2 separate regions of the Homo sapiens genome follow, and region 1 is linked to region 2. The links are chromatin loops, found by intact Hi-C in ENCODE. Cell type or tissue: Caco-2. All regions are shown on one strand. Links, peaks and the distances in the headings refer to the core of each region. The heading gives the core; the rest is flanking DNA. Region 1 overlaps LOC102724945 (a long non-coding RNA gene). Region 2 has its middle 190 kb from the start of EGLN3-AS1.

The links. Hi-C counts contacts between places; a loop is a spot of excess contacts. Peaks named below come from ENCODE experiments on the same cell type or tissue, not always from the same donor. Only the 100,000 strongest peaks of a DNase experiment are listed, where the experiment ranks them.
Region 1: it touches region 2 in a loop (8-fold over the local background); 11 of 110 quality-filtered maps call a loop at or near these places.

The regions. Positions count from the first base shown.
Region 1 is chr14:34,133,823-34,144,920 of GRCh38, reverse strand. All of the region lies in intron 2 of LOC102724945 (a long non-coding RNA gene), which reads left to right. Among named protein-coding and RNA genes, the nearest start is that of EGLN3-AS1, 99 kb to the right of the region's middle. RefSeq lists enhancers at 4,240-5,058, 5,059-5,878. In Caco-2, for the core only: no CTCF peak of the experiment used is centred there; a DNase peak (open chromatin) is centred at 4,890.
Region 2 is chr14:34,222,295-34,233,392 of GRCh38, reverse strand. No RefSeq gene overlaps it. Among named protein-coding and RNA genes, the nearest start is that of EGLN3-AS1, 190 kb to the right of the region's middle. In Caco-2, for the core only: a CTCF peak has its summit at 5,166 (motif pointing right); DNase peaks (open chromatin) are centred at 5,192 and 9,752.

The sequences.
Region 1 (11,098 bases), core at 1,507-9,506, 88 kb after region 2:
ATTTCACTTTTCTGCATATGGCTAGCCAGTTTTCCCAAAACCATTTATTAAATAGGGAATCCTTTCCCCATTTCTTGTTTTTGTCAGGTTTGTCAAAGATCAGATAGTTGTAGCTATGCGGCGTTATTTCTGAGGCCTCTGTTCTGTTCCATTGGTCTATACATCTGTTTTGGTACCAGTACCATGCTGTTTTGGTTATTGTAGCCTTGTAGTATAGTTTGAAGTCAGGTAGCGTGATGCCTCCAGCTTTGTTGTTTTTGCTTAGGATTGTCTTGGCTATGTAGGCTCTTTTTTGGTTCCATATGAAATTTAAAGTAGTTCTTTCCAATTCTGTGAAGAAAGTCAATGAGAGCTTGATAGGGATAGCATTGAATCTATAAATTACTTTGGGCAGTATAGCCATTTTCACGATATTGATTCTTCCTATCCATGAGCATGGAATGTTTTTCCATTTGTTTGTGTCCTCTCTGATTTCCTTGAGCAGTGGCTTATAGTTCTCCTTGAAGAGGTCCTTCACATCCCTTAAAAGTTATATTCCTAGGTATTTTATTCTCTTTGTAGCAATTGTGAATGGGAGTTCACTCATGATTTGGGTCTCTGTTTGTCTGTTATTGGTGTATAGGAATGCCTGTGATTTTTGCACATTGATCTTGTATCCTGAGACTTTGCTGAAGTTGCTTGTTAGCTTAAGGAGATTTGGAGCTGGGATGATGGGGTTTTCTAAATATACAATCACGTCATCCACAAACAGAGACAATTTGACATCCTCTCTTCCTATTTGAATACCCTTTGTTTCTTTCTCTTGCCTGATTGCCCTGGCCAGAACTTCCAATACTATGTTGAATAGGAGTGGTGAGAGAGGGCGTCCCTGTCTTGTGCTGGTTTTCAAAGGGAATGCTTCCAGCTTATGCCCATTCAGTATGATATTGGCTGTGGGCTTATCATAAATAGCTCGTATTATTTTGAGATGTGTTCCATCAACACCTAGTTTATTGAGAGGTTTTAGCATGAAGTGGTGTTCAATTTTATCGAAGGCCTTTTCTGCCTCTATTGAGATAATCATGTGGTTTTTGTCATTGGTTCTGTTTATGTGATGGATTACATTTATTGATTTGCATATGTTGAACCAGCCTTGCATCCCAGGAATGAAGCCGACTTGATCATGGTCAATAAGCTATTTGATGTGCTGCTGGATTTGGTTTGCCAGTATTTTATTGAGGATTTTCGCATCAATGTTCATCAGGGATATTGACCTGAAATTTTCTTTTTTTTGTTGTGTCTCTGCCAGGTTTCGTATCAGGATGATACTGGCCTCATAAAATGTGTTTTGGAGGAGTGCCTCTTTTTCTGTTGATTGGAATAATTTCAGAAGGAATGGTACTAGCTCCTCTTTTACCTCTGGTAGAATTTGGCAGTGAATCCATCTGGTCCTGGACTTTTTTTTTGGTTGGTAGGCTATTAATTACTGCCTCAATTTCAGAACATGTTATTGGTCCATTCAGGGATTCAACTACTTCCTGGTTTAGTCTTGGGAGGGTGTATGTGTCCAGGAATTTATCCATTTCTTCTAGATTTTCTAGTTCAATTGCATAGAGGTGTTTATAGTATTCTCTGATAGTAGTTTGTATTTCTGTGGGATCAGTGGTGATATCCCCTTTATCATTTTTTATTGTGTCTATTTGATTCTTCTCTCTTTTCTTCTTTATTAGTCTGGCTAGTGGTCTATCTATTTTGTTGATCTTTTCAAAAAACCAGCTCCTGGATTCACTGATTTTTTTGAAGGGATTTTCATGTCTCTATCTCCTTCAGTTCTGCTCTGATCTTAGTTATTTCTTGTCTTCTGCTAGCTTTTGAATTTATTTGCTCTTGCTTCTCTAGTTCTTTTAATTGTGATGTTAGGGTGTCAACTTTATATCTTTCCTGCTTTCTTCTGTGGGCATTTAATGCTATAAATTTCCCTCTAAACGCTGCTTTAGCTGTGTCCCAGAGATTCTGGTACATTGTGTCTTTGTTCTTATTGGTTTCGAGGAACTTATTTATTTCTGTCTTCATTTTGTTATTTACCCAGTAGTCATTCAGGCGCAGGTTGTTTAGTTTCTATGTAGTTGTGCGGTTTTGAGTGAGTTTCTTTTTTTTTTTGTTTTTTTGAGATGGAGTCTTGCCCTGTCACCCAGGCTGGAGTGCAGTGGTGCAATCTCGGCTCACTGCAAGCTCCACCTCCTGGGTTCATGCCATTCTCCTGCCTTAGCCTCTGGAGTAGCTGAGACTACAGGTGCCTGCCAACATGCCTGGCTAATTTTTTTGATTTTTAGTAGAGATGGGGTTTCACTGTGTTAGCCAGGATGGTCTCGATCTCCTGATCTTGTGTTCTGCCCGTCTCGGCCTCCCAAAGTGCTGGGATTACAGGCATGAGCCACCGCACCCAGCCTTGAGTGAATTTCTTAATCCTTGGTTCTAATTGGATTGGACTGTGGTCTGAGAGACTGTTTGTTATGATTTCCATTCTTTTACATTTGCTGACAAGTGTTTTACTTCCAATTATGTGGTCAATTTTACAATGAGTGCAGTGTGGTGCTGAGAAGAGTGTATATTCTGTTGATTTGGGGTGGAGAGTTCTGTAAATGTCTATTAGGTCTTCTTTGTCCAGAGCTGAGTTCAAGTCCTGAATATCCTTGTTAATTTTCTGTCTTGTTGATCTGTCTAATATTGAGAGTGGGGTGTTACAGTCTCCCACTATTATTGTGTGGGAGCCTCAGTCTCTTTGTAGGTCTCTAAGAGCTTGCTTTATGAATCTAGGTGCTCCTGTATTGGGTGCATATATATTTAGGATAGTTAGCTCTTCTTGTTGCATTGATCCCTTTACCATTATGTATTGCCCTTCTTTGTCTTTTTTGATCTTTGTTGGTTTAAAGTCTGTTTTATCAGAGACTGGATTGCAACCCCTGCTTTTTTTTGCTTTCCATTTGCTTGGTAAATATTCCTCCATCCCTTTATTTTGAGCCTATGTGTGTCCTTGCACGTGAGATGGCTCTCCTGGATACAGCACACCGATGGGTCTTGACTCTTTATCCAATTTGCCAGTCTGTGTCTTTTTATTGGCGCATTTAGCCCATTTTACATTGAAGGTTAATATTGTTATGTGTGAATTTCATCCTGTGATTATGATGCTAGCTGGTTATTTTGCACATTAGTTGATGCAGTTTCTTCATAGTGTTGAGGTCTTTATAATTTGGTATGTTTTTGCAGTGGCTGGTACCGTTTTTTTCTCTCCATAATTAGTGCTTCCTTCAGGAGCTCTTGTAAGGCAGGCCTGGTAGTGACAAAATCTCTTAGCATTTGCTTGTCCATAAAGGATTTTATTTCTCCTTCACTTATGAAGCTTAGTTTGGCTGGATATGAAATTCTGGGTTGAAAATTCTTTTTCTTAAGTTGTCAAATATTGGCCCCCACTCTCTTCTGGCTTGTAGGGTTTCTGCTGAGAGATCTGCTGTTAGTCTGATGGGCTTCCCTTTGTGGGTAACTTGACCTTTTTCTCTGGCTGCCCTTAACATTTTTTCCGTCATTTCAACCTTGGTGAATCTGACAATTATGTGTCTTGGGGTTGCTCTTCTCAAGGAGTATCTTTGTGGTGTTGTTTGTATTTCCTGAATTTGAATGTTGGCCTGCCTTGCTAGGTTGGGGAAGTTCTCCTGGATAATATCCTGGAATGTCTTTCCAAGCTTGGTTCCATTCTCCCCATCACTTTCAGGTACACCAATCAAATGTAGGTTTGGTCTTTTCACATAGTCCCATATTTGTTGGAGGCTTTGTTCATTCCTTTTCTTTCTTTTTTCTCTAATCTTGTCTTCACGCTTTATTTCATTCAGCTGATCTTCAATCTCTGATATCCTTTCTTCCGCTTGATCAATTCGACTGTTGATACTTGTGTATGCTTCATGAAGTTCTCATGCTATGTTTTTCAGCTCCTTCAGGTCATTTATGTTCTTCTCTAAACTGGTTATTCTAGTTAGCAGTTCCTGTAGCCTTTTATCAAGGTTCTTAGCTTCCTTGCATTGGATTAGAACATACTCCTTTAGCTCAGAGGAGTTTGCTATTACCTACCTTCTGAAGCCTACTTCTGTCAACTCATCAAACTCATTCTCTGTCCATTTTTGTTTCCTTGCTGGTGAGGAGTTGTGATCCTTTGGAGGAGAAGAGGCATTCTGGTTTTTGGAATTTTCAGCCTTTTTGCGCTGGTTTTTCCTCATCTTTGTGGACTTTTCTACCTTTGGTCTTTGATGTTGGTGACCTTCGGATGGGGTTTTTGTGTGGACGTCCTTTTTGTTGATGTTGATGCTATCCTTTTCTGTTTGTTAGTTTTCCTTCTAACAGGCCCCTCTGCTGTACGTCTGCTAGAGTTGCTAGAGGTCCACTCCAGACCCTGTTTGCCCGGGTATCACCAGCAGAGGCTGCAGAACAGCAAAGATTGCTGCCTGTTCCTTCCTCTGGAAGCTTCATCCCAGAGGGGCACCTGCCAGATGCCAGCTGGAGCTCTCCTGTATGAGGTGTCTGTCGACCCCTGCTGGGAGGTGTCTCCCTATCAGGAGACATGAGGGTCAGGGATTCACTCGAGGAGGCAGTCTGTCCCTTAGCAGAGCTTGAGCGCTGTGCTGGGAGATACATTGCTCTCCTCAGAGCTGGCAGGCAGGAACATTTAAGTCTGCTGAAGCTGCGCCAACAGCCGCCCCTTCCCCCAGGTGCTCTGTCCCAGGGAAATGGGAGTTTTATCTATAAGCCCCTGACTATGGCTGCTGCCTTTCTTTCAGAGATGCCCCGCCCAGAGAGCAAGAATCTAGCAAGGCAGTCTGGCTACAGCGGCTTTGGCAAGCTGCTGTGGGCTCCACCCAGTTTGAACTTCCCGGAGGCTTTGTTTACACTGTGAGGGAAAAACTGCCTATTCAAGCCTCAGTAATGGCAGACGCCCCTCCCCCCACCAAGCTCGAGAGTCCCACGTCCACTTCACACTGCTGTGCTGGCAGCAAGAATTTCAAGCCAGTGGATCTTAGCTTGCTGGGGTCTGTGGGGGTGCAATCTGCTGAGCAAGACCACTTGGCTCCCTGGCTTCAGCCTTCTTTCCAGGGGAGTGAATGGTTCTGTCTTGTTGGCATTCCAGGAGCCACTGGGGTATGAAGAAACTCCTGCAGCTAGCTAGGTGTCTGCCCAAACGGCCACCCAGTTTTGTGCTTGAAACCCAGGGCCCTGGTGGTGTAGGCACTGGAGGGAATCTCCTCATCTGTGGGTTGGGAAGACCATGGGAAAAGCGTAATATATGGGCCAGAGTGCACCGTTCCTCACGGCACAGTCCCTCAGGGCTTCCCTTGGCTAGGGGAGGGCGTTCCCCAACCCCTTGCACTTCCCGGGTGAGGCAGTACCCCACCCTGCTTTGGCTCACCCTCTGTGGGCTGCACCCACTGTCTAACCAGTCCCAATGAGATGAGCCAGGTACCTCAGTTGGAAATGCAGAAATCACCTGCCTTCTGCGTTGATCTTGCTGGGAGCTACAGACCAGAGCTGTTCCTATTCAGCCATCTTGCCAGCCACTGAACTCCTCATTCTTATAGCCACCTTGTGTTAGAACTGTGTTGCAACCACCTCTTTAGAGGATGCAGTTGCTCTGCAGTTCTCTAGGGCTCCACAGAGCTTGGCCTCTAGAGGCTTTGGAGTTTGCATCTTACAAGATGGGGAGCCCATAGGGGAATGTGATATTTGTTGCACTTTAGTGTTTACTAGATTTAGGTCTCCTGTGACACATTTGAGAGGCAGCTATGACATGGTAGAAAGAGGCCGAGGGTCTGGATTCAAGCCCCTCTCTGCCATGTATTGTTTGTGTGACCTTAGCTAAAACAGTCAACCTCTCTCAGCTTGAGTTTCATGACCTTTTGATTGGGTGTAAGGATACCCATTCCCAATGAGGTTGTATAGATTATGTGAGTTAATAAAAGTATAATAAGTGGTGCCTATATGTTTTAATGCTTATTTTTGGAAGTATTCAATCTGAGATGCAAAGATACAGAGGATTGGTTCTACAGGCTATTCCTTCAAATGATTTTGGAATCTTAGAGCTAAAGTGTCACTAGCCTTGTTTTAGGAAGAAGCTGCAATGAGTCTCATGTAATTTTGAAGATGTTCTAATGGACACAAGGTAGGGGATGGCAAAGAGGCACTGAAAGAGAGACTGCTGCTTCCCTGCCCCATAATCTTAGCCTGTTTTCCCTACTTTGTTTGAACAGGATGTTTAATATACATATTTGTTTATACATCTGGGAGAGGATCAGAGTCTAAAAGAATTGTAACTGGAACACTTTTTGAAATCCACTTTCAAGGAGGGAGAGTATTTTAGAAAGTCAAAACTTGGTCAATAGAGAAGGACAAACAAACCATGCACTTCTCGTCTCTGAGAGAGCTTCAAGTGCCTGTTGCAAATTGATTTAAGGATTGTGACAATAATGTTGAGGTTCTTTGAAGATGGCAGCAGCCTGATAAAGTTCTTGAGGAAGTAAATTCGTATGTGAAGTATTTAAGGTCAAAACCCTTTGCACACCACTTTTGGGTTTGTCTTTTGTCCAAGCCCACTGAGTGGTTATTACGGTGATGTATGTGGGCGAGTGGCTAAAGTGGCCACAATGACAAGTGCTTCCTGACTCTGTGTTCAGGTGTACAATTCTGTTTTCTTCCTCCTTACCACTCTCCTTCCCATGCCCCTGTGGTCAGGATGGCCATCCCATCCCACCTCCCTAACCCTGTCAAACAAGGCACTGAAAATGCCATTTTTGCCTTTTCATTGTGATTCCTTTGTGAAAAGAAATGGGAGCAACCACTGGATACAGTGCCATCCAGAGATGTCCATCATCTTCTGGCTCAAATGGAAAAACCACAGCTATATCATTGTTCAGGCTTGGTACATATTTACCCAGCTTCTCAGACACCTGAGAACTCATGTAACTCAACATTTGTAAAATTGTCATTTGTTCAGGTAAGGTTTTCCTCTCTACTCATTTAAACCTTTGCTTTCTGAAAAACATCACTGAGAGAGATGGCTGGACATGTGATAGTAATAGCTTTGTGGGGCAAGCAGGTAAGTTTACATCCCTTTCTCCCTTTCTGGGAAATTGAAGGATGCCAGACAAAAAGTCCCTCTAGTTGTCATTATTATATACTTAAAATAAGCTGGGTTCAGGCTCTCTCACAAAATGCTAGTTCTTGGACTGAAGCCAAACATGTAAATTTCAGTTCAAATAAATGCTAAATAGGAAAAGCAAAGGGGTCAGCCCTGGAGGCTCCCCTGTAGGCCACCGGTGGCCCCTTGCTCTGGCTTGCCTTCTTTTCTTCCACATCAGCAGGCCTATTTTCCTGGAGATCTGCCTTGACTTGGTGAGCAAGGCTCAACACAGTGAGTCTCTTGCTTGTTCAAGGGGGAAGGGAATCTGCCTTGCCATCCATAGAAAAGCTAATGAGCTGAGGTGACACCGGGCCTTGAATTCAGACCTCCTGTAATGCTTTGCTTGCCTGATGCTGCTGTAACATATTTTTATATTACTCCATAATAGGGAGACAGTGAAATACAGATCCTGCCAGGCTGAGTTGCTCCCACTGCTTCTCCAGCCACTCAGCAGGGATTGAGATGCTTTGCATCAGGGGTGATAGAACATTTTGACTCTACTGTGGAGGTTGGCCTCGGGCCAAAGGAGGAGCTGCTGCTTCTTTGTATTTCTCAATGAAAAGCAGGCACTCTGGTGTAGCAGGTTCCAGCCTTGTTAGGATGCCAGGGTCTATTCCTTACTTCTGGGTCTGGATTTGAGCAAGTTGCTCTCCCCACTTGTACAAGGCTTGTGCAGGAAACTGGGGGTGGTGGGGGACAGGAGCAGGAGGGAGAAGGCAGTGATACTTTTTATTTCCAGAATGCTATTGCCATGCTCTAGCCTTTCCTGGTATCTGAGGAAACACAACTTATGTCAGGAATCTAATGCCTCCCAGGGACTCCAGGCAATGACCTACTAGGGTGAATACTACTAGTTCATCATCACTGCCCAGCTCTCCTAAAGAAGAATACTCTTGTAGAAGATACTATTGGATTATTGGTCCAGTTGATTGTGAATCTTAAAGATTTGCAATCTCAACAGTTTAAATTAGAAGTTTAAGAAAATGGGAATCTATGATTAACATGACTCAACGTAGAAGGAGAAAACTTCCTTTAGCAGCAGGATGGGTAAAAGGCAAGGTCTTAGCAGAATGATAACCTGGGTGTCTGTCTCCTGTTGATGTCATTGACAGGCCCCACTGAGCAGTAGTTTTAGACTTCTGTATTTTAGGTCTGGCTGGCCATTCTAATTGTGTGAAGTTATTTGGTTGGCATTCAGAATCATCTTCTATGGAGTTATGAAACCCACTAGAGAGGCAGGAAAAGGGCTCCTGAGCTGAGGGAGCAGAGGGCCCAGCCCTACTTTGCCTGATCCTGCCCACCGGCTCTTCTCGGTGAACTTCCAAGATGCCCTCCATGTAGGTCCTCAGGGATAAGCTCCATGACCTCCTGCTCACTCCCATCACCTTTCACCTTTGGCTTTGGACTAGGTGCAGGAAAGAGAAGCACAAATAATAATTTCTGACAGGATATAAACTTGCTGGTAGGGAAGAAGAATGAAGAATCAGGAGAAATAGAAAGTGCTCACTGTGTGGGTAATTATGTAGGATCTGCCAATCTTGTAGGTGGGTGTTGGAGCTGAGGAGGAAGAGGGTCTTAGGTATTGTTATGGAAATCCTGTGTCTCCTCTAGATAAGGGTGGTTGAACACCAATTGAGAATGTCAGCTGAGAAAAGTTTCTAGAAAGCATCCTCATTCGTTTAGTCCTTCCTTCAGCAAAATTATAGTAGATACTTTTATGAACAAGGCCGGGGTTAACAAGACATAAAATACCAGGTTAAAGACTATCTGGTCATCATAAGTACATGATCTATTGAATGACTTAAGGCTCTCCTCCATGTGTCTTCCCCCTTGAGAGTTACTTTTTGAATTTAGTCCCAAAAAAGCATTGTCTCTTGTGAGGAAATGGTCTATATCCTTTTTTTTTTTTTTTTTTTTTTTCCAGATTTGAGAACTGTGTAACTTATGTTTCTATTTTTTTCCAAGGTTCTAGTTTGCATACCACAGAAATCGATTCTGGCTATTGCAGTCAGAAAAGAGGAATTTGTGGCAGGGTGTGGCGGCTCATGCCTGTAATCCCAGCACTTTGGGGATTACAGGCCCTTGAGGCCAAGGCAGGCAGATAGCCTGAGGTCAGGAGTTCGAGACCAGTCTGGCCAATATGGTGAAACCCCTTCTCTACTAAAAGTACAAAAAAATTAGCCGGGTGTGGTGGCATGCGTCGGTAATCCCAGCTACCCGGGAGGCTAAGGCAGGGGAATTGCTTGAACCAGGGAGAGATTGCAGTGAGCCAAGATCGCACCACTGCACTCCAGCCTGGGCGATAGAGTGAGACTTGATCTAAAAAAAAAAAAAAAGAAAAAGAAAAGAGGAATTTGTTGAAAGGATGATTCAGGACCAAGCTGTACCACTGACTAGCTCAGGGGCAGTGGACAAGTCATTTATCCTTTTCAAATTTCACTTTACACCTTACCATTCCAGCCCTACCTGAAAGTCCCCTGTCCAAGGCCCTTGGAAGAGCAAGGGACAGTGAGGCAGGAGAAGACCAAGAGTTGAATATAGGCCTGGCCCATAATGTGAACATAAGTATTCACTTTCTCTGATGTTCAACAATTCATCTATTCAATCATTTATTCATTGGGTTGTCAGATAGTCTACTATGTGCAAAATAATCTATTTTGGCATTACATGCAAAATAATCTGTTACAGCTTTAAAATATATCTGGAACTTTTTAGATTATTTCAAGCCTTATTCTGAATAAATGTTTGTTACTTCTAGTTCTATAAGTGAGGAAATGTTTATGGCAAAGACTTTTGGCACTTTGTTTTCAAGGTGGTGTTATCTTTTGCATTCTTTGTAAATGACTTTTTTTTTCTGCCAAATAATAACTGGTTAACAAACACATGTTCATATTTATTGATTAAAATGTTGTTACTTAATTCCTTAAAAAAAAACAAACAAACCCAAAAGCCTCCCAAAGTTTGCTTTACCTGCCATTCAAGGAATGTTGCACAATCAGAGCGAGGCTCACAAAATAGATGGAATGCTCAAAAACCAAGCCTGGGAAGCACATAGGAACCAAGAGAGTTCTGGATAGTGAGGTCACAGGAACTGGTTCTCTTGCTGCTGGGCCAGGTTGAGTAAGACGTGCAATTGCCTTCATGATGTTGGGTCACTCTACATTCAAGTCCTGGAAAAGTTTCTGATTAGCCAAAGGCTTCAGTTTGGAAAGCTAGTCCCTTTCGATGTCTTAGAGGGAGTACCAGCCACTCTCAAGATTAATGGGGTAGTCTTCAAAAGGAATATCGGTGGGCAGATGTTGGATAACAACAAAAATGGATGTCCGGAAATGCAGAGTAAAGCTGTTGCTCAAAAATAAAAACAATATCCACCCTTGTAAGGAGTGTATGTGCTCTTTCTGCCTTTTCTTGGTTCTGATTTTTTTCTTCCTTTCCCTTTAATTACCCTTATTGTATTGCATTCCTTGAATGGCAGGTAATGTGAGATTTGGAAAGGATAAATGACTTGCTTGATGTCTCTGAGCTAGTAAGTAGTACAGCCAGGTTTTGAATGTATATCTTTTCACTTTAATTTCAGTTGTCTTGTCTTTCCCTCTGTATTGATGCAATACAAAGTGGAGAGTGACAAATATCAAGAAAGTTACAAGAAAACTGCTCTACTTGATCTAAAGAGGAGTATTTCTTCAGGTTTGAAGACATTTGTTGGTCTAAGTAATTAACAATAAATATGTTTTCTTTGCTAAAGGGAGAGTGCATCCACTCTCTTTTGTAAACCAGCTAACCCACCAGCAGGGAATGTCCTATCATTACCAGGAAGGTGCCATGAATAAGAAGAGTGGTTTCTTCAGTATTTTTTTCCCTGGTGAGTTCTGAGGATCTTAGGTCTATGTTCAGGCTATT
Region 2 (11,098 bases), core at 1,885-9,884:
ACCCTCAAAATGTTATTTAACCACCCAGAGAGGGTGTTTTTCTAAAATGTATGACTGCCCACAGCCCTTCCCTTCTTGGCTCCAACTTTACAGCCCTGAAAGGGCTCCAGAGAGTACACAAAAATCCAGCAGATGAGATTGTTCCTAAGGCTCAAATATTCTACATTCCTATGATTATGATCTGAAGATAGAAATATCTCTGAAAGGGTAACACTTTAAGCACTTATCAGTCATTTACATTATGAAAACACAGGGGGAAAAGAGAGGGGTTCTTTTCTAGGACCCTCTTGGTGAAGTCTTGGAGCAGAGACTTAGAGTCAGTGAGGATAAAAAGGAGTGACAAAATCACTCCTGACACTACAAGACTTAGCATGCTTCCCTTACCCTTTCCTTGTCCGTGAAATCCATTGGCCGTGCCACACCCTTCTTATCTCTGCTTGGGAAACCACCTGTCCTTTTTTTTTATGCTTTTATTTACATGGACATATTCCATACAATTTACCAGTTTATATGTTTCAATAGCTTTTAGTATATTTACAGAGCTGAGCAACCATCACTATGGTCAATTTTAGAATCTTTGTACTACCCCCCAAAGTAATCCTGATCCCCTTAGCTGTCACCCCCCCATCCTGCCATCCCCCTCCCTGCTGTAGGCAAACACTAATCTACTTTCTGTCTCAATAGATCTGTCTATTCTGGACATTTCAAAAAAAAGAAAAAGGGATCATACAATATGTGATCCTTTGTGTGTGGCTTCTTTCACTTAGCGTAATTTTGTCATGTTTCATCCTGTTACATCAATGTATTCATTCCTTTTTATTGCCAAATAACATACCACTGTATGGATATACCACATGTTATTTATCCATTCATCAACTGATTGTTTCAATTTGGGTTGTTTCAATTTTTTGGTTATTGTGAATAATGTTGCTATAAATATCCATGTAAAAATTTTCCTGTAGATATGTGTTTTCGCTTCTGTTGGGTGTATGGCTGGTAGTGTAATTGCTGCATAATGGAGACCGTTGAACTCTGTCCAGGGCGACTTGTAAAGTTCTATGGGTTGGAGATACTTCTTCATGCTGCAATACTCCTTATTTCCACTTTACTCTTGGAAGCTTGGATTAAAAATATGTTTGTATATGCACTGATTTTTATTGATAAACTTTTTGTTCTACTCTATCAGTGTTCATATGTTTGTTATTGCCTTTTTTGGTTAAAGTCCGTCCTGTTTTTGTATGTCGTTACCAAGCAGTCTTCCTTCTTCCTTACTGCCATTCTGTTTAGTGCAGATACATTTCTCTCTTTGGGACTATGGTTTGTTTTTATCTTATGAGTTACAGAAATAACAAGAGGGAGTCTCAGAAAAAAAAAAAAGAAATAACAAGAGGGAAAACCCAATTCCTATTATACTACAGACTGGGGGCTGGAAGTGAGGTTAGCAAGGGGTGGGGGAGGCATGTGGGAAGGAGTTGAATTCTTGGAATGTAGAAGACGCCACAGGGCTTGGTGCCATAAGCCCCATGTGTCCTGGGCCACTCTCCAGGCCTACGCCCAGTGTTGCCTGGGTCTCAGTGCTGTACGTGCTGCCCGGCACTTGCATGAAACACCTGCACACAACAATTGCCAAGGGCCAAGGAGCTGTTTGAGACGCCATATCCTGTTGGGCATTGTTTCAAATGAAATCAATGACTCTTCCCTGCATTAAAACAATGTTTTTCAGGAATCAAAAAGAAAGAGAGAAGGAGACCAACAAGGAGCCTTGCTTTAGAGAAGGAGCCCATGTGCAGCCACCACCCTGCCCACAGCATGTGCCCCGTGCAGCCAGGCCCTCCCCGCTGCCTGCTTCCTCCTGTGGGCCGGAGGGACAGCAGTGAGATCCCGGGTAGAATGCCAGGAGGAATCTGGGCAGCTGCATGCTTCTTGAGCATCTTCTCCCTCCTTGCTCCTGTGTCAATTTTTCCTTCTTTTCTTTATTCACTCAACAAACTGAATCTGAGTTGAGTGCCATTATGTGCCCAGCACTGTGCTTGGCACTGGGACACAGACATGTTCTTTGCCCTCATGAAATTTATAGCCCTCTATCCCCTCTTCTTTTCCTGCCTCCTTTTCTGCCTTGCTCTCCATTTATTTGTTCCTCCTCTTTTCCTTATACTTTTAAATTTTCATGTATTAAAGAGCCACATGTTTTTTCTTTTTGAAAGATGTTTCCATGTCAATATTTCATTTTCTGGACTTACACAGAAAGGACTTAGAGTTGGGAGGCTTTGCCATGGCCTATGGGCCCACTCCATGTTCCCAGTGGCCTCAGCTCTTCCTTGGAGAGGATAAGGCAAGACCTCAAGTCTATATCAAGAAATGTGGGAGCCATGCATTCTCCACATCTGTGCTCTTGCTACTGGCTGCAAGGAAATTGGTGCTGCTCAGAGAAGTGGACAAGCTCCAGGGAGGGATGAAGAATAAGTGTGTGTGTGTGTGTGTGTGCGCATATGTGTGTAGGGGGTATTTGAGGGAGATGGCATAGAGAAACACTGACTAGAGATGTTACAAGTCCCCCAAACTCAGTTGGACCACTTGACTCACCCCTGGATGCAGCCCAAAAATTTGCTCTTGGAAGTGCTTCCTGACTGGCTTGGAATACTTGTCCTTAACTCCATCAGGATGCCATGGGTCTTAAGATCTTTTCTATATTGGAATGTTTGGGGCAATTAGACTTAAGTCCAAGGCCCTGCCTCTGCCTGAATGATCCAAGCATGGGTTCTCTTCATCGGTGTGAACAGTAGGCTTTGCCTCTGCTTGAGTCATTGCTTTTCCTTGCAGAGAAGGCACAGCTGCATTCCTGCCTTCTCTGAGATCCTGCCTGCTGGATGGCCAAGGGGCTTGGGCCAGAGTGAAGAGGGGAATTTAAAGTAGTGCACTTCAAACTATTCATAATGAAAGACTTACGTATGTTGTTTTGTTTTTTATTTCCAATCTCTTGTGGACTGATAATCTTTTAAAGAAAAAACTTTAAAAATTTTTAAATGGACAAATAATAATTGTACATATTCACAGTGGTACATAGTGATGCTCCAGTATTATAAAGTGTAGTGATCAGGGTAATCAGCACATCCATCATCCCAAACATTTGTCATTTCTTTGTGTTGGGAATATTCAATATCCTCCTTCTAGCTACTTAAAACTATGTGACATATTATTGTTAACTACAGTCATCCTATGGTGGTATAGAACACTAGAACTTATTCCTCCTATCTGGCTGTAATTTTGTGTCCTTTAACAAATCTCTTCCTATCCCTCCCTTCCCCCTACCCTTCCCAGCTTCTTGTATCTTCTGTGCTACTTTTACCTTTACCAACGTTTTTTTTTTTGAAGTTTCCACATATGAGTGAGAACGTGGTATTTAACTTTCTGTCTCTAGCTTATTTCACTTAACACAATGTCCTCCAGTTTCATGCATGTTGCTGCAAATGACTTGATTTCATTCTTTTTTATGGCTGAATAGTACTCCATTGTGTGTATGTACCACATTTTCTTTATCCACTCGTCTGTTGTTGGATGCCTGGGTTGATTCTGTATCTTGGCTATTGTGAACAGTGCTGCAATAAACGTGGGGGTGCAGGAGTTTCTTCAATATAATTATTTCTTTTCCTTTGGATAAATACATAAAATACAACAGAAATAAAATACTAGAAAAATGAAAAGGAAAACAACATTCAAAACACAAGCTCTAATTTTTTATTGTTAGATTTGATAAATATTAAATTGCTTTGAAAAATTGTCATAGTAGTTCCCAACACTGTTTCTGTGCTTTTCTTGTTGCTAACCAGTGATGGATTGTGGGTAGATAGCAGTCTGTGGACTGGTCTCCACCGCCTTCCCTTGTCCGCACCCCTGCCCCACGGGGTAGCCATCTCCTGCCTTTGGCTGGAGGGCAGGAACATTGGTGGGCTGAGGGCAGGCTGTGGAGATTCTTCCCCATGGTGTGGGGTAGTGAGCGGAAATCCCCACATGAGTCTGATGTGTGTTCTCTAAGATTTAGCGTGTCTTAGTTACCAATTTCGGTACTAAGGAGCCCAATCTTCTCAAGTTGGTTTTGGGTACAGGACTCATCAACCACAGAAAAGCCACAGTGGTAGACATAGGAATGGCAGAAGCCAGGGCAGTTTCAAGGACCTCAGCAGGCCAAGTTCATGGACCCTTACTTAGGGCCCTCCTGTTAACGTGGCTTAGCTTCCAGCTTTCTCAGTCTCTTGACATAAATCATCAAGACAGAGATTCTGTGGATTCAGTGAGGAAAAAGTTCACCTTAGTTCAATTAGCGGCGGGCCAAGAGATGGCGTCTCAGAGCCTGCTCTGCTCTGTAGGGGCTGTGGAAACCAACTCTCTGAGAAAGGAGTTAATGGCAGATTGGGACCCAGGGCAGATCTGGGTGCAAGCTGCTGCCTGTGGAAAGTTCGAAACAATGTCCCAGTTCTCAAGCAGGAGAAAGGTTTTAATCATTCAACTGTAGGGAGAAATTCCTGGCTCTGCCCTGTGCAATCAGCTCATCCTCCTGGGTCTCTAAGTGTGCTGAAATGTTGCTTCCTTGCTCCTGGTGTAACCACTCACTTAGCAAGCAGGAGCCTCCGTGGAAGGCGCTGACCTGTGATTTATGTGCCATAAAAGGGCCGGGATGTTTGATGCCTGTACTTCTCTGCCTGAGAAGAAACATTAAATGAGAGCGAATGGACCCTAGGCTCCTAACGTGGCTGCTGCTTTCCGAATGCGCGCACAGGCGCTCCATTTCATTCTGGCTCCCTGGCCGGGCCGAGCTGATTTTCACCCTGCAGATCTTAACGAAGCTCAAACACTGCCACAACCACAAGAAGCAGAAAGGAAAGGCCCAGCAGCCACTGTTTTCCTCTTCTCATACTGTCACCACGGGAGGCCTCTTGCCATGAAGGTGTTTAAAACTTCCAAAGTTAAAAACACAATGTGAAGCAAGAATCCAAGCTGATGACACCATTTCAAACGGTTTAGCAATCCATAGTTCCAGATGGAAGTTCAGATAGGAGGGCTCCTTGACTTTGTACTGAGCAGTTTCTTATAGAGGCAGAGTCCACTTGAATCCAGAATGTCTGTATTTTGCTTTAACTGGTCAGCTGGTGGAGAGGGCCCTGGATTGGGTGGCTCTGGGTCTCTATCAGAAGCAGACTGTAGGTGGCACTGCAACGCAACTTTGGTGCACCGCAGCGCGTGATAGCGCGCAGAAAACCGGGGGAGATTTAGTGCTCCGAGAAATTCAAGCCCTTTAGGGAAAGGAGCACAAAAATCACCACTTAGAAGTTGCTGTAGAAGCCTTGGGGCCACTGACCATCCTCTCCAGGGACCGAACGGCTAAATGGCAAGGATGATGTGGTGGGGAATGTGTACCTGGCGATGGTTTGCAAAATCTTGACGTTAAAAATCACCACTGTTTCATGTGTGTGGGAAATAAGAAGGCAGGGAGACAGAATGAAAAGCCTGAGAAAACACAATAAGGGTGAGAGAGAAATGGATTTTTAAATGACTATTATTATTGTTTTATTTTGAAGGAGAGTTTGAAGTACATGAATTCCCTCTGCATGTATACTCCCACCTGACCATTGAATTAAGGTGGGTACAGTTAATAGTTATAATAGAGAATCATGGTAAATAACACTGATTGAGGGTACTTTATTCATGAGTGATAAGATGAATCAAGAAAGAAAAATTAAGGGAAGCGTCATGAAATGTCTTTTCTCGTGGGCCACATGCTCTAATATTTGGGCTAATTCTAGTCTTATGCTATAAGAAATCACTTAGTCTACAGTTTTGTGGACTTAGTTCAGAAGTGGATGCTTTTGGAGACGAATGTAAGGTCCTCCTCTGAACCTCATTTTCCCATTTGCAAGGATTCGTTCTGTCTATTTCTATTTCTAATGGTTTTCAAAGTGTGATTCTGGGAACAGTAGCATTGGTATCACCTGGGAACTTGTTAGAAATGCAAATTTCTGAGCCCCACTCCAGACCTTCTAAATCAGAAACTCTGAGGATGGGGTGTAGCAATGTGTTTTAGCCAGTCCTCCAGGTATTTCGGATGCATGCTGATGTTTGTGCACACCTGCTGTAAGGAGTCCCTCAGATATGTATGGGGGAAAAGTGAGGATAGATTACTCAGGAAACATTGAACCCTTACGATGTTTATTAATAGCTGAGTGATATATGCTGGGGTTACAATGAAGAAAACATGGTTCTTCTCTCAAGCTGTTTATAATTTAGTGGGAAAACAGGCATACTTACAATGCTAAATGGAATAACTACTCCTTGAAAATACTAATTCTGCCTAGAAAGAAGGGAGGAGAAAGGCTTATAGGGTGGTGGGGAACATTTGAGCAGAGTCTTGAAGGATGAGAAGATTTAATGAGGCAGAGAAGGGCTTGTAGCTTTTATTATTTATTTTTACTTATTTATTTTTTTGAGATCAAGGCTCATTCTGTTACCCAGGCTGGAGTGCAGTGGCATGGTCAGGGCTCATTGCAACCTCAACCTCCCAGGCTCAAGTGATCCTTCCACCTTAGCTTTCTGAGTAGCTAGGACTACAGGCCTGTGCCACTATGCCCGGCTAATTTTTGTATTTTTTGTGGAGACAGGGTTTCAGCATGTTGCCCAGGCTTGTCTTGAACTCATGGGCTCAAGTGATCTGCCCGCATCGGCCTCCTAAAGTGTTAAGATTACAGGTGTGAGACACCACGCCGGGCCTGCTTGTAGCTTTTAAATGTTGTTTAATATTGCCAGAGAGTTTTGTCCACCTCAAACCATCAAGGAGCCAAACATATTGAGAGAGATTGAGTTTTCTTTCCCCTACATTTGGTTAAAGACATGGGCTTTGAGAATCACTTATTGAGAGGGAAAATCTGGCTAGCCTTGGACTTTTGCTCAGTGCCAATAGTCAATGAAGTAATGTCTACAAATTTCTGAGGAAAAGAGTGACTCAAAAATATTATATCCAGCCAAGGAGTTGGTCAAATATAAAGATAACAGGTAAACATTCTTATGTATTGACCCAAGAATTACAGGGTGTACAAACACTTCTTGGAAAAAAAGTTAGTGACAAGATGAAGCCACACAAGAGGTAAAAATAAAGGACAAAGTGAAGGACTCAGGAATGAAACAGTCACAGTAAAAGACTGGTAGTGGGCATTCAATTCATGTAAATGTAAGAACTAAGTCTAAACAAAAGTAGAAAATGGTAACAGAATAGAGAATTAATGTTATAATCCTTATCAGGGAATATGGGTGGGAGTGTGAGAGTACCAATTTCCTCATCTTTCTTAGCAGAAAGTTTTTTTGTTTTTTGAATGACTAGCCACTTTATTTTTTTTAATATTTTTTTTCTTAACGTAGAAGGCTCTTTTAAGAAATAATAACTTTACTGGCAAGGAAACGTTTATTTGAAGTTTATTCTCCTTCACTTTCTTCAGTTTCTTTATCCTTTTTTAAGTAAAACAAAGTTTTCTAACTTTCCAAAAATTAAAGCTAGCTAATATAGAATAATCTCATTTTAATTAGCTTATTTCTTTTCTTCCCTTCCATTGATCCATCCATCTTTCTATCCATTCTTGGCTAATTTCTTTTACTCTCATGGTTTTAATTTAATTTAATTTTATTATTATTATACTTTAAGTTTTAGGGTACATGTGCACAATGTGCAGGTTTGTTACATATGTATACATGTGCCATGCTGGTGTGCTGCACCCATTAACTCGTCATTTAGCATTTGGTATATCTCCAAATGCTATCCCTCCCCCCTCCCCCCACCCCACAACAGTCTCCGGAGTGTGATGTTCCCCTTCCTGTGTCCACGTGTTCTCATTGTTCAATTCCCACCTGTAAGTGAGAACATGCGGTGTTTGGTTTTTTGTCCTTGTGATAGCTTACTCTCATGGTTTTAACTATTATCTCTTTGATCACGATGTTCAAATATTTATTTATTTATTTTTTTTTAGAGATGGAATCTCACTCTGTCACTGAGGCTGGAGTGCAATGGCACAATCATAGCTCACTGCAGCCTCAAACTCCTGGGCTCAAGTGATCCTCCTGCCTCAGCCTCCTGAGTTGTTGGGATTACAGGCTCACACCATCACACCCAGCTAGTTTATTTTTATTTTTGTAGTGATGGGCTCTCCCTGTGTTGTACAGGCTGGTCTCAAACTCCTGGCCTCAAGTGATCCTCCCACCCCAGCCTCCTGAGTTGTTGGGATGGCAGGTAGGAGCCACTGCACCTGGCTCAAGTATTTATCCCTGATGATTCTTCTGAGTTGCAGAATTATGTATACAATAGCCCACTGGATGGACAGCTCCACTTGGATGTCCAATGGACACTTCAACATGTTCAGAACAAGACTCATTTTCTTCAGCTTCCAAATCCAAATTTGCTGCTCCTCTTATATTTTCTATCCTGGTTCATGATATTACCATCAACTTGGTCATCCAAGCCAGAAACTTGGAATCATCTTAGATTCCTTATCTCTTCATCCTTCTCATCCAATCAACCATTAACACCGCATCCAAGCCAGAAACTTGGAATCACTCTTGATTTCTCATCTCTCTTTCAAGCTTCCCATCCAACCGGTCAACATCGCTTCCTAAATATTTACTTTTCCCTCTTCTCCTTATCCTAGCTATCCTTGATCTAGGACAGAGCCTCACCAGGGTCTTTGATAATAACTTCAAACTTGTCTGTAGGCCTTCTTGGCTTTTCTTTATATTCACTTCCATTGTTTATATTCCTGCCAGAATGATCTTTCTAAAATGCAAGTTTATCTTGTTATTCCCCAGCTAGCATCCTTCAAAGGTTCCCTATTTCCCTAAGGATAAATTGCAGGCTACTTAAATACACCATCTTCTGTCTCTGGACTAATAGGCAATAGGCACTATTTTTATCCCTGACATGCTGTGATGTGGACAGCTGCTGGTTCTTCTGCTTATAATTGTTTTGTGTCTGTTATGGCCTGGATGACACTTGCTTATTTGTTGAAACACAGCTCAAGGGTCACTTCAGGAAGTTTTCCCAGACCTTGGACTAAGGTTTTCTCCTCTGTACTCAGTAGCACCTTTCACATATCTCAGTTGTAGCACTGAGCATTTAAGAACTGTTTATGTGCTGGTCTCTCCTACTATCACTGCAAGTTCCTCCATGTTAGGAACTGTGTGTGTGTGTGTGTGTGTGTGTGTGTGTGTCTGTGTGTGTTCGTTCACAGTGCCTACTGTACAGCATGGCACATAGTAGGTTTACAAAGACTATTGAAGTGAACTAAGCAATCCTGGTACATCTTTCTATCAATGCCATATGTACTCCCTCTCTCCCTTGGGCACAATTGGATAAACACCAAATTCAATAGTGCTCCATTTTTCTGAACTCTGGGCAGACTGCCTTCCTTCTGTGGACACATTCTTTCTTCAGATATGTTAATACTATTGATTAAGTCACAGCTTTCTTTTAGAGCAATCACATTCCAGTCATGTCTCTGTAGGCTGCATCCTAGACTCTTTAATTAGATTTCTTCATTCCTTCATTCATTAGTTCACTTATTCTATTCATGGACGGCTGTATGTTTAAAAGGCATCTACTAGGTTTTTAGTAAAACAGTGCCCTTTGTATTGGTGGCCCTCATTGTGGGGCACAAAGTGTGAGCCCAGTGGATGCTTCAGTGGGTGGGATGTGTGCATAAGGTAGGCACCAATAGCAGGGGAGGACAAGAGTCCTGAATGCTAAGTCCAGCCTCAGGCAAATTCCTCAGATTCTTGAGAACGGTCTAGCACAGAGGTTCATATCTCTAGTTTTGGAGGGAGGCAGGCTTATTTTTGAATTTTCAAGTTAACAGCTGAGTGGACAGTTTCCTTACTTGTGAAACTCTTCATCTGTTAAATGAGGTTAAGAGCAGGACTAACATAGGTTTGTTTTGAGAATTAAAAAAAGACAATGTTGAAAAGTGCAAGGCAGATGACAAGCATGTGACAAATGGTAGTCAACCTTATCAACCTCATCATCATCATCATTTAACAACAATGAATGCTCTTAGTCTGGACTTACACTGACCATTGGTTGGTTCCTCCCCAAATTGGGATGCGATTTAGTCAGCAGTGATAGGAGCCTGAGAAAGACCTCGTGGACATCCCAGGCACCAGTTGCCTTTTCTGCTTCTGTTAGGAAATGCATTGAGTTTTTAGGGACTCTGTTTATACAGAGATTATTTAGCATTTTTATTCTCTGAAGGTGCTGGCATAGCTTCAGCCTGTATTCTAAAGGGAAGGCGGTTAGCTGTGCCTTTCTTTGTTTGTCGGGAACATTTCTGTAGATAAGCACCCTGCACAGTAAATAAAATGCATTGTTATTACATTGCCTAGCAATTTACCTGTAACAGACGGCTGTGCCTGCTATAATGACATGATAGCTAATCCATACCCCTGCATGATTTTATCTTCCACGGAAGGAGGCTGGCAAGTTTAAAGGGGACACCCTCAAAGATCAGCCAGGGGAAACTACTTCTGGTTTCTGTGAGTACGCCAAAAGTCCGGTGCCCAGATTTTGAAAGAATGCTTAATTTCAGGATCAATTACCTTAAGCTTCCCATAAGTAGGTTCTACCTAAAGCTTCTGTGGAAAAGCAGTTTGATTTAATTAAGGAAGTCTCTCAGTCCTTGAGTCTGTGCTTAATACAGAGGTTAATTTTTTTTTCTTACTGCATTAGAAGTTTTGGATATGCAAATAGCCTATCATCCAACTTGCCTTAGAAGTAAATAACAATTGCCTTTTGCAGTGGACAAATAACACTGCTTTTGTTTATTTAGCTTCCTGTATGCATTTGGATAAAGCCCTCAAAAAGACGTTATTATGTCCAAAGGCAAGAGCTATTTTATAACACTCTAATATTAGAGTGATACAATTTACCAAACGCCAAAACAATGTAGCGTCACCATAATTTTCAATATAAACAATAGAACTGGACTTTCAACTGTACCTTGTTTCCTGGGGTTTGCTGCTGTTTGTTTTTCTGACTAAACTAATCTGGAAGGAATGGGTTGGATTTGGACTTCTC